Regions from separate parts of the Homo sapiens genome. Here region 2 is linked to region 1. The links are chromatin loops, found by intact Hi-C in ENCODE. Cell type or tissue: heart right ventricle. All regions are shown on one strand. Region 1 has its middle 79 kb from the start of MVB12B. Region 2 overlaps MVB12B (multivesicular body subunit 12B).

Evidence for each region. Peaks named below come from ENCODE experiments on the same cell type or tissue, not always from the same donor. Only the 100,000 strongest peaks of a DNase experiment are listed, where the experiment ranks them.
Region 2: a loop joins it to region 1, with 5 times the contacts of the local background. A loop is called at or near these places in 1 of 110 quality-filtered maps.

The regions. Positions count from the first base shown.
Region 1 is chr9:126,244,965-126,249,964 of GRCh38, reverse strand. No RefSeq gene overlaps it. Among named protein-coding and RNA genes, the nearest start is that of MVB12B, 79 kb to the left of the region's middle. In heart right ventricle, no CTCF peak of the experiment used is centred here; no DNase peak of the experiment used is centred here; H3K27me3 peaks cover 412 bases.
Region 2 is chr9:126,335,049-126,340,048 of GRCh38, reverse strand. All of the region lies in intron 1 of MVB12B (multivesicular body subunit 12B), which reads right to left. Among named protein-coding and RNA genes, the nearest start is that of MVB12B, 11 kb to the right of the region's middle. RefSeq lists enhancers at 3,480-3,979, 3,980-4,481 and a silencer at 4,785-5,000. In heart right ventricle, no CTCF peak of the experiment used is centred here; a DNase peak (open chromatin) is centred at 2,890; H3K4me3 peaks cover 1,364 bases; H3K27ac peaks cover 1,280 bases.

The DNA.
Region 1 (5,000 bases):
CAGGTATGTCTTTATTAGCAGCATGAAAATGGACTAATACAGTGATAAAACTATATGTATCTAATTCTGGGTCCCAGTAGGAAGCAGAAGGTATATTGGCAAAAAGAAGGTCTATTTACAAAGGGATGACTGACAAAGATAGGAAACAGTGACTGTAAGGAATGGTGCACTAACCCCGGGCCTACCACTAGGTCCCAAGGGATGAGAGAAGTGATTTTTGGATCTAAAGTCAACTGGGCTGGGTGCGGTGGCTCATGCCTGAAATCTCAGCACTTTAGGAGGCAAAGGCAAGAAGATCACTTGCATACAGGAATTTGAGACCTGCCTGGGCAACACGGCAAAACCTCATCTTTACAAAAAAAATAAGAATTAGCTGAGCATGATGGCATGCACCTATTGGTCCCAGCTACTTGGGAGGCTGAGGCAGGAGGATCGTTTGAGCCTGGGAAGTTGAGGCTGCAGTGAGTGGTGATCATGCCACTGCACCCAGCCTGGGCAAGAGAGTGAGACCCTGTATCAAAAAATAATAATAAATATTATAAATAAATAATAAAAATAAAAATAATAAAAATTAGGTGGAGAAACACTGCCAACCTAGGAGGATTAGACAGGAAGCCTGGGAATCACTAACCTGAATTCACTGAATTCACTCTTCTCCTTTCCTTCAATGTCCTTTGGGCTCCTCCTCGGCTGAGGTGGAGGTGGAGGACATGGGAGGTGGTGGACACAGGAACTTGTTCATGAAATCCACACAGGTGAGAACAGAGAAGGGTAGAGAGTGCGGATCCGGATGGCAAATGGAAGGGCTCAGAGACAGTGTGTGAATGCAGTGTGCGCTGGCAGTGTAGAAATAGCACAGCCAACACACATGGGACACAAAGTGTAGGGACTAATTGCCTCGGAGGCACTAGCTGGAAGTAAAAGGATGTCATTTGAAGCCTCCAAATCAAGAAGGAAACTTAACTGTACTCAAGGGTACAGAGAGTACAGAGAGTAGCTCCAACCTAAGAGCGGTGACTAAAACTGGGTAGGGAGGGAAGGAGAGATAGGGGAAGAGTTCATGAGCTGATGTCAGTATTGCTCATAGCAGGGAACCAATATAATCTCCAGAAAGAGAGAACCAAGAGCATTACATAAACCACATTCCTGTGCATAAAAGGAATACAAAGAGCAAGCAGACCACATAGGGAAAGATGGTGTGTGTGTGAGTGTGTAGGCACATAGACATCGGAAGCCAAATGACAGGACAAAACTTAAGAAACATGTCCATCAGACTTTAAATTTACAAAAGAATGTGATATCAATAATGTAAAAAGGGCTTTAACTCGCCTTTTAATGGTAGAAAATCATAAGAATATTGGATAATATATTTCTTTTCTTAGGGGTAGAGCCGGGGGCTTTGTGGAGGTAGGGCTTTTTGAGCCTGTATGAGAAGGTATTAAGTATCTCCAAAGAAAAAGATGGAGAAACTTGACTTCTTAAAAATAAAATCCTAGGCCAGGCATGGTGGCTCACGCCTGTAACCCCAGCACTTTGGGAGGCTGAGGCGGGTGGATTACCTGAGGTCAGGAGTTCGAGACCAATCTGGCCAATGTGGTGAAACCCCTTCTCTACTAAAAGTACAAAAATTAGCCAGGCGTGGTGGCCCATGCCTGTAATCCCAGCTACTCAGGAGGCTGAGGCAGGAGAATCACTTGAACCCGGGATGGGGAGGTTGCAGTGAGCCGAGATCGTGCCACTGCACTCTAGCTGGGTGACAGAGTGAGACTTTGTCTCAAAAAATAAATAAAATAAAATAAAATCCTTAAAGAGCATTAATAGAACAAATGAAACTATAAAACAAGTCACAAAGTAAGAAAACCTATTGTCAATATATGTGACATGCAGAATTGGTATCAACATATAAAGAACTCTTACTAATCAGTAAGGAAAAGACAAATACTCAATATCAAATAGGCAAACAATACCTTCATAATTCACAGAGGTCAAAATACAAATGGCCAGCAAAGTTCAGACTCTCTAGAAATCAAAGAAATGATTATTAAACTAATAATAGGGAATTCTGCCTGTTAAATTAAAAGAGATTATTTTTTAAAGAATTTGGTAAAAATTCACAACAGTGAGATCCGTTGTTGACTGCTGATTCAAACTAGTACTGCATTTTGGGAGAATATTAAAATTGTTCAAATTACATACTTTTTGACCCTGACAGTATACCTGTAAGAATTTAAGAAAATTATTGTGAATTTATGATTTCATTTATCCAACCAATATTTGTTGATTTGTAAGAGGAACATTTTTGTTGTTGTGTGCTGAGTATTCATGAACATTTATTATCGCTAATAACTTTGAAAAGCTGAAAACAGGGGGTCACTGAATTGTGGTCTAATGTTAGAATGTTAGAACAATACTTAGCTATTAAAATGTGTTTAAGAATGGTTATTAGTAAGGGGGATGTGTTCATAATATACCATTTGAAAACATCAAGCTACAAAGTGAGCATGATTCGTACGTTACACACACATCCACTCAATAGGAGGACCTTGTCTCCTCAGTGAGGAATGATGTCTGTGAGAAAGGCAGGAAGAAGACAGCACTCTGTAACTTAAGTCTGGCTTGTGAATAAACAGTAAAGACTGAGAAGGCTGAGTGAGGCCTTCAGGAGATGATACTAGATCTGGCTAGTAATTTGCAGAGCCCAGTGGGAAATAAAAAATGCAGGGCCCCTTGTTCATAAAGCAAGGGAAACGTTGGAAAAAAGGTATAAAATGTGCTGAAATATAAACCCTTTTCCTTTCCCCCATGGTCTCTTTCTCTCTGGGCTTGTCATGATATTTTTTTGTTTTTGTTTTTGTTTTGAGATGGAGTTTCGCCCTTGTTGCCAAGGCTGGAGTACAATGGTGTGATCTCAGCTCACCGCAACCTCTGCCTCCTGGGTTCAAGCGATTCTCCTGCCTCGGCCTCCCAAGTAGCTGGGATTACAGGCATGTGCCACTACACCTGGCTAATTTTGTATTTTTAGTAGAGACGGGGTTTCTCCATGTTGGTCAGGCTGGTCTCGAACTCCTGACCTCAGGTGATCCGCCCTCCTTGGCCTCCCAAAGTGCTGGGATTACAAGCGTGAGCCACCGCGACCAGTGATACTTTTTAATAAACAATTTAATGTCATTCTAAGTAAAAACACCTTTAAAAACATAAGTTATTAGCATCCATTTCTCTATTCATCTTTATACTGTGCAATGAGAGTTTTAAATGCAAATATAAGAACATTTAACTAGCATGCAAAACATCAAAATTATACAATTTGTCATTTGTGGCTCAGACTTACATATAGATTTCTCTCTTTTTTGAGACAAGGTCTCACTCTGTTGCCCAGGCTGGAGTGCAATGGCATAATCATGGCTCACTGCAACCTCTGCCTACCGGGTTCAAGCGATTCTCCTGCCTCAGCATCCCAAGTAGCTGGGACTACAGGCGCACGACACCATGCCTGGCTAATTTTTGTATTTTCAGTAGAGACGGGGTTTCACCATGTTGGCCAGGCTGGTCTCCAACTCCTGAGCTCAGGTAATCCACCTGCCTCAGCCTCCCAAAGTGCTGGGATTACAGGTGTCCGCCACCACGCCTGGCTAATTTAGATGGGGTTTCATCATGTTGGCCAGGCTGGTCTTGAACCCCTGAGCTCAGGTGATCCACCCACCTTGGCCTCCCAAAGCTCTGGGATTACACACGTGAGCCACTGTGCTCATACATACAAATTTCATTCTTACCAGAACAGCGGGAATGATGCACAAAAGTAACTTAATTTTTTTTTTCGCTTCCTGATATGCACACATTCTACCAACATTGTCTATCTTCAGCTTACTGCTGAGTAAGAAAGTACTGAAAGGAAAAAGAACAATATAGGCTGTCCTATCCTTCCCTTACCTTCTGTTGTCATTTCAGCCTAAGTGGTTGGCTACAGGGAGGTTACATGCTTAAGAAAGCCTATGATACATTTCCTTGCTTGTTCGCATTTCCGAGAACACCATTGCCCTCTTTCTGCATTCAAAGCAGCTTCTGGTTGAGACAGAGAGCGTGGCCTGGGTCATCGATATAACATATCTGCCTTGTTCCGGCTTTGATTTTCACTGGACTCCCACGCATTGTGGGCCCACCATCATTTTGTGCTCATGGGGCAGCACACACGCTGTATGCCACTGGGCAGCAAGGAACTGTGGCAGGCACACAGACTGGGCACACCTCCCCTGCATGTGCTCATGTTTTTTGGTCCCATTGGTCTTGACTTACAAAACGCAAGTGCAAAGAAAAAATTATTAAGGATTTCAAGATAACAAATGCAGAGCATTCAACCAAGCAAAGGTTTCTTTGGAGCGTGGGCCTCTGTGTGACTGCACAAGTTTCACGCCCATGAAGCCAGCCCTGGGGAATACCAAGCGTCTGGTGGGGCCAGATCCCTACCAACTTGTGTCTTTCCTCTCCTCTCTCTTCCTACAACCCATTCTCCATGCTGGAGTCAGTGGTATTCCCAAAACACAGAATCAGCCATGCCCAACTCCCAGTGCTCATTCTGCACTCAGTAACACTCAAACTCTCCAAAATGACTTACCTTGACGTGCCTGCCTTTTTTTCTCTCTCATCCCTTCCTCTCCTGCCCTGCTGCCATGTTCCAGGGCCTGGCCACACTGATCCCAAGTATCATGTGTCCAAAATTGAATCCCAGTTCTGCTCTCCCTCTCCCAGATTGTCCCTTCTCGGGTTTCCCCATCTCAGGAACCAGCACTTCGGTCCACCTGGTTGTAGACACACTGGGGTTCTCCCCGATTCTGCTTCTTCCTCAATTCCCACATTTAATCTGGTCTGCCTTTCATGAAACATCCCTTGAGCCTCTTCTTGCCAGAGTCCTTGACCTTGACATTCTTGCCTGTTTGTCCTTCCTTTTCATTCACCTTGCAGTCTTCCCCCCTGAAAGCAGCCTGGCTTCTCCACACTCACACCTT
Region 2 (5,000 bases), 90 kb before region 1:
TTTGCAAAGAAGCAAGGAATGTTGCAAACACAGAAATAAGTGTTCTGGGCTCAGGTGAAGGAATGGTGTTGGAGTCCAGGCTCCATGACTGACTAGCTGGTGACTTTGAGTAAGCAATTTAACCTCCTGGACCCTTCATTTTCTCAGCTATAAAAGGAGGTCATGATACTGACCCTTGCAGAGCTGCTGTGAGGACCAAGAGAGTCAAAGACAGTGGATGTAAATGAAAGGCCTGGAGAGGTCCCTGGTATACAGTAGGCGCTCAAAAAAAGCACATAAAACTGGTGGGGTTTGGGACACACAAGTCCAGGTAACTGGTCAGAAATGTGATAGGCGTCACTCCATAGGGGACTGGCAGATCCCTTTGTTGTGTTTTACCCTCGGGTCATGTGGGCACTTACTCAAAGCCAAATACTAACAATGATCATAATTCTTGCTGGGCACTTTGAGAGAAAGGGAGGGAAAATGGAATTATTATTCTGCTGCTGACTGCCTCTTGATGTGACCAGAGGAGAAAGGTAGAATATAGAGAGCACTGGGTCTGGGCAGCTGGAGTGGCAGTGCACCAGAAAGCAAATAAAAGAGGCAACACCATATGTAAATGAACCTAAGTACTTTTAAAAGGACAAGCAGTGAAAAAGAGCAAGTCAAATTCCACCTCCTTCTGCAACAATTAAACTCCACTGGCTGCAGGTCTGCCAGATCTCTCAAGGCTGGTTACTGCTTCTAATACAAACCAAACACCCTACCTCACTAAGCAGGCAGGAGGAATATTCTTGCTTCTAGCCTAGAATCAGAAAAGGCAGAGGCCATTAAAAATGACTGCAGCCTTCTAAATAGGAACAATCAAAATGCTGTATGCAAGTCTCCCATGAAGTCAGTGGAACCCACAAAAAGCTCCGGAAACAGACTTGTCAATGCAATGGAGCTGAGTCCTCGATCAAGGCTAGGAAGTGCCTGGCACAGCTGCAGTCTCCTCTTCTGTTTACAACAAAGCTTAACAAAGTTATGCTTTACCTAATTCTTCTGAAAATAAGCTTCTAAACGGCCAGGGCAGGGGGTACCACACTGCATCACTGCATCATTTTCTGTTTTCAAGTTTCATTTACCAGGCAGGTTTATCTGCATAAAACACAGGGCTTAGTGCTTCCTGCACACAGTAGGCACTAAGTAAATATTTGAGTGAATATTTACTTAGTGCATGTCCCCAGTAAAGGTTTAGAATTAAATATCTGCACCTGCAGATCCAGAGCAGGCATTGATCAAAAGGGCTCAGCACTTGAAAAATCCCGTAGTATTGGTAACATGAAAATAACATTGCTGCAGTTTGCAAAATATTGGTACCTGCTGTTGGTTACCAAGAATGCTTTGCAATTAACAACTCATTAACAGAATGTACGAATTCTGCCAGTGCTAAAATATCACGCTGTGAATTTAATAAAGAACATGTGAGGTAAGTTTTTTTTTTTTTTTAAGATAGTATGGCCTCTACTATCAGAGAGAGAGAAAAGAAAGTGACAAAGAAAAAGGAGGAGAGAGAGAAGTGGGGGTAAGCATGAATAAGCAGTATCTTATTTGCTGGTGGATTCATTGCCACATCCCCTGGTCACAGTATCCTCCCCGGTACGATGATGACAATGGCCCTCTGCCTGGAGTCCGCTCTCAACAGCAGGAGGGTCACCATGCCCTGGAAGAAGCCATGCTGCTCCCACAATGCCCTGTGGCGGCCCAGGAGAAGGTTCAAAGATGGCTGCGGGCGGCCCCCGGCTGAGGCAGACAAAGGAGCCGGGCCTGGCCTGCCAGAGGGCCCTGCAGAGCTGCGCGCAGAGCATCTCCAACGCCAGCCGTTCTCCCTCCTTCCCCCCAGCTGCTGTGCCCCGGACGGAGGCGGCCTTTGTGAAATATGGACAAATGGCTCCGGGCCGCGCGGGCTGCAGTCGACCCATCCAGGAAGCGCCATCACCAGCCAAGGCAGCTTTTAATGAGAAACGCCCAAGATATCCATGGCAGGGGCCATCACTCAAAGCCGCTTGCCCTGAATTACATATTTTCTGACTGCAAATTACTTTTAACTGCGTCTCTACCGGCACTTCAATTGACCTTCCTAACAAAAGGCCATTTATTAACTAGCGCTCCACATTTCCCAGGCCGCGCGGAGCCTCAAGCCAGGAAGGATGGCCCCGCGGCTAAGGACTCGAGGAGGCCATTCATGCGGGCCCTCTCACATCAAATCCGGAGGCCTACTGGCAACAACCCCAGGTTGTATCAACAGCTCCTCATCCAGCATCCATCTGTATCTCAAAGCCCAAACTGCCCGCAAAACACACTAACAGGTCTGTTGCATTTGGACAGCGCTTTGCAGCTCTCCAGAAGCTTTCTCAGGCTCCTTCCCAGTTGAGGCTCACATCAAACCTGGGAGGTGGCCGGGTCACCTTCCAGGAATGGGACGGCTGGTCTTCCTCCCTAGGTCTGGTCTGTTTTCTATTGTACTAGGCAGAGAGGCACCAATATCCCATCCAATTGAGAAAGCAGTTTCAACACTAATTATATTTTAAAATGCCAAAGCTTTTCTTTCTCTAGCCACAGCTCAATAAGTCAAGCAAGGGGGAAAAAGTACAGAAGGATAAAAGTAACACGGGATTAATTTTCCTCACACCTCAGTTTCAAGATTCAACATTCCCCTCATAAATAATTTACAACAATAAAAATGAGCTAAGGCCATGTTTGTGTAGGATGGAGGTAAATTTAGGCCTAATGAGGGAGATCCAAGCACCGCACAGGAGGGAATAGGTTGATCTATGGCACGGTGCGAGCAGGATCGACAGCTCAGAGGGGCTCCATTACCAACTGGAAGTTGCAGGGCCAATCAGGAGGAGGGGGAAGCAAAATGGGGAAACTTGTGCCATCCCAGCTGTGGCTGCGAGGAAGTTCTCTATAGGGAACCCCCAAAGCTGACCCAGTGTTTTGGATGACAAGACAAATGTTGAAATTTTTCAGAACTATAGGATTGGGCCAATCTAAGTCTATTCTCAATACATGCTGGGTAAGGAATAAAGGTGGTAGGATGCCAGGGACTCAGACTGGACCTTGAGCAGGTCCTCTTACTTTCACCTCGCAGGTCATCAGGTCCAGATGGTTCCATTCTGACCTCTCCCCTAAGCGGGCATACAGCCTCTGTGAGATAATTTCCAAGGCTGGGGGCTGCAGAGCCTCAGTTCAGGCAGTGTTGTCTGCCCCGAGAGGCTCCCTCGGCAAGGCAGGATAGTAGTGTGTGTGTGTGTGTGTGTGTGTGTGCGTGCACACACAAACATGTATGTGCGCCCACAAGTGTACGGAATGGGAAAGCTGGGGAGGGTTAAGGTGAAGTGTTTTCCAAGCTAGAAGGATTTTTTCCACCATGCCATGCTCAAAGAGCACCATGCAAACCACACAACAAAGCCAGGAGCAAGCCTGCTTCCAGCTTCTGCCTGCAGTGCTGCAGATAGCGCTTGGGGAGGCCCCAGCTCCCGGTACTGCAGCACCTAGCCAAGGTTGTCATCCCGGGTTCACGGAGAAATGAACTTTAACTATAAAGACCCTTCATACAGACGGCACACTGCTCCCTTGTAGCTGATCAAAGAATTACTACAACAGTGTGTTTAATCCCTGAAAGTCAGCAGTGCTGGGCTTAACTGATGCTGAACATTGTTTCGGAATCAAAGGTGTGCCTCCCGGCCCCAGTCTGGGAGAAAACAGAGCTACTGTATCACAGTTGAAAACTCAGGGGAACTTTGATATCATCTCTGTTTAATTTCCATGGCCCTCCTGAGCCTGGGGTTTATCTCGTTTTATCAACTCCTGTACTGAAATCAAAACCCAACTAACAAAGCTCAGACCTCTCTCCACCAAGGCTCTTCCAGCAGCGGGGTGTGGGCCGAGGAGTTTAAAGTGCTTTCAGGGAGCAACAACTGCAGGGGGCAGGGGGCGCTGCCTTCAAAGCAGGTGCCCTGGGCAGTGGGCCCACGTTCCAGCCTCCCACCATCTCGGCCTCCTGCCATGGTGAGGCCAGCTCAGAAGCGGCGCCAGCCAGCGCTGCTGCTCAGGGCTGAAGGCATGACTGGCATACAACTTTTGAGGAGAGTAATTTCAAAGTATTAACGGGGGGCAGGCTAAATTGGGCTACTGTAATTGAAATGACAAAACCAGTGGCTTAATTACATCCCTACAGAAGGGCAAACTTGTGATCAGCTTGCTTGAAATCCAAAGTCAAGGGCACCAAAGACAAAAAACTGCCTGCTCACATATACCAGCTTACAGGGCTGAGGAAGGAAGAAGAATAAACATTTCATTCGCCGTAGGAAACGCCACAAGAGCAGGTAGCTGCTGGAAATGGGTTGTCCCCCAGTAAAAGCTGCTGCTCCGGCCTTCATAGAAAGGGTCTTTGCCTGTTTCCCATTGGCAGCGATGGTCTGTAGGAATACATGCCCACCTCTGGTGCCCCGGGATTACTGACACCTTTCTGCTGGCAAATCGCAAGCAAGGGACAGAAGGACAGGCAAGGGACTGCCTGTCCCCAAGGAGGGAACCTGTGGCCAGGCCTCACCAATGCACACCACACACACAAACCCAGCCACCTCCTTACAGAAAGTTGCAGAGACCTACCTCCTCAGAAGGCTGAGAGCTGAGGCCAGTGTCCATGCTGTGCCCAGTTAAATGGGCAGCTGGCTTTGGGGCCACCCGTGGGGGACAGTGCACAGACTGAGAGGCTGTCACTGTGGAGCCTCAGGATAGCATCCTGACACCTTCTGAACTTTGGACAGATTACCTGGTGACCAGCCAGAGTCAAATCACTCTGACAAATGCTGCTGGACATAGTCAGGTGGCAACAAGTCACTAGCTGCTAGGAGGGCTGCTAAGTTGTTGGGCAACTAAGGCAAATATTTTTCTAAGCTCTCCTAGATCGCAAAGAATTTTCCAGCTCGGGAACTAACAATTGTGAGCACTTCCTTTCCCCCCCAACA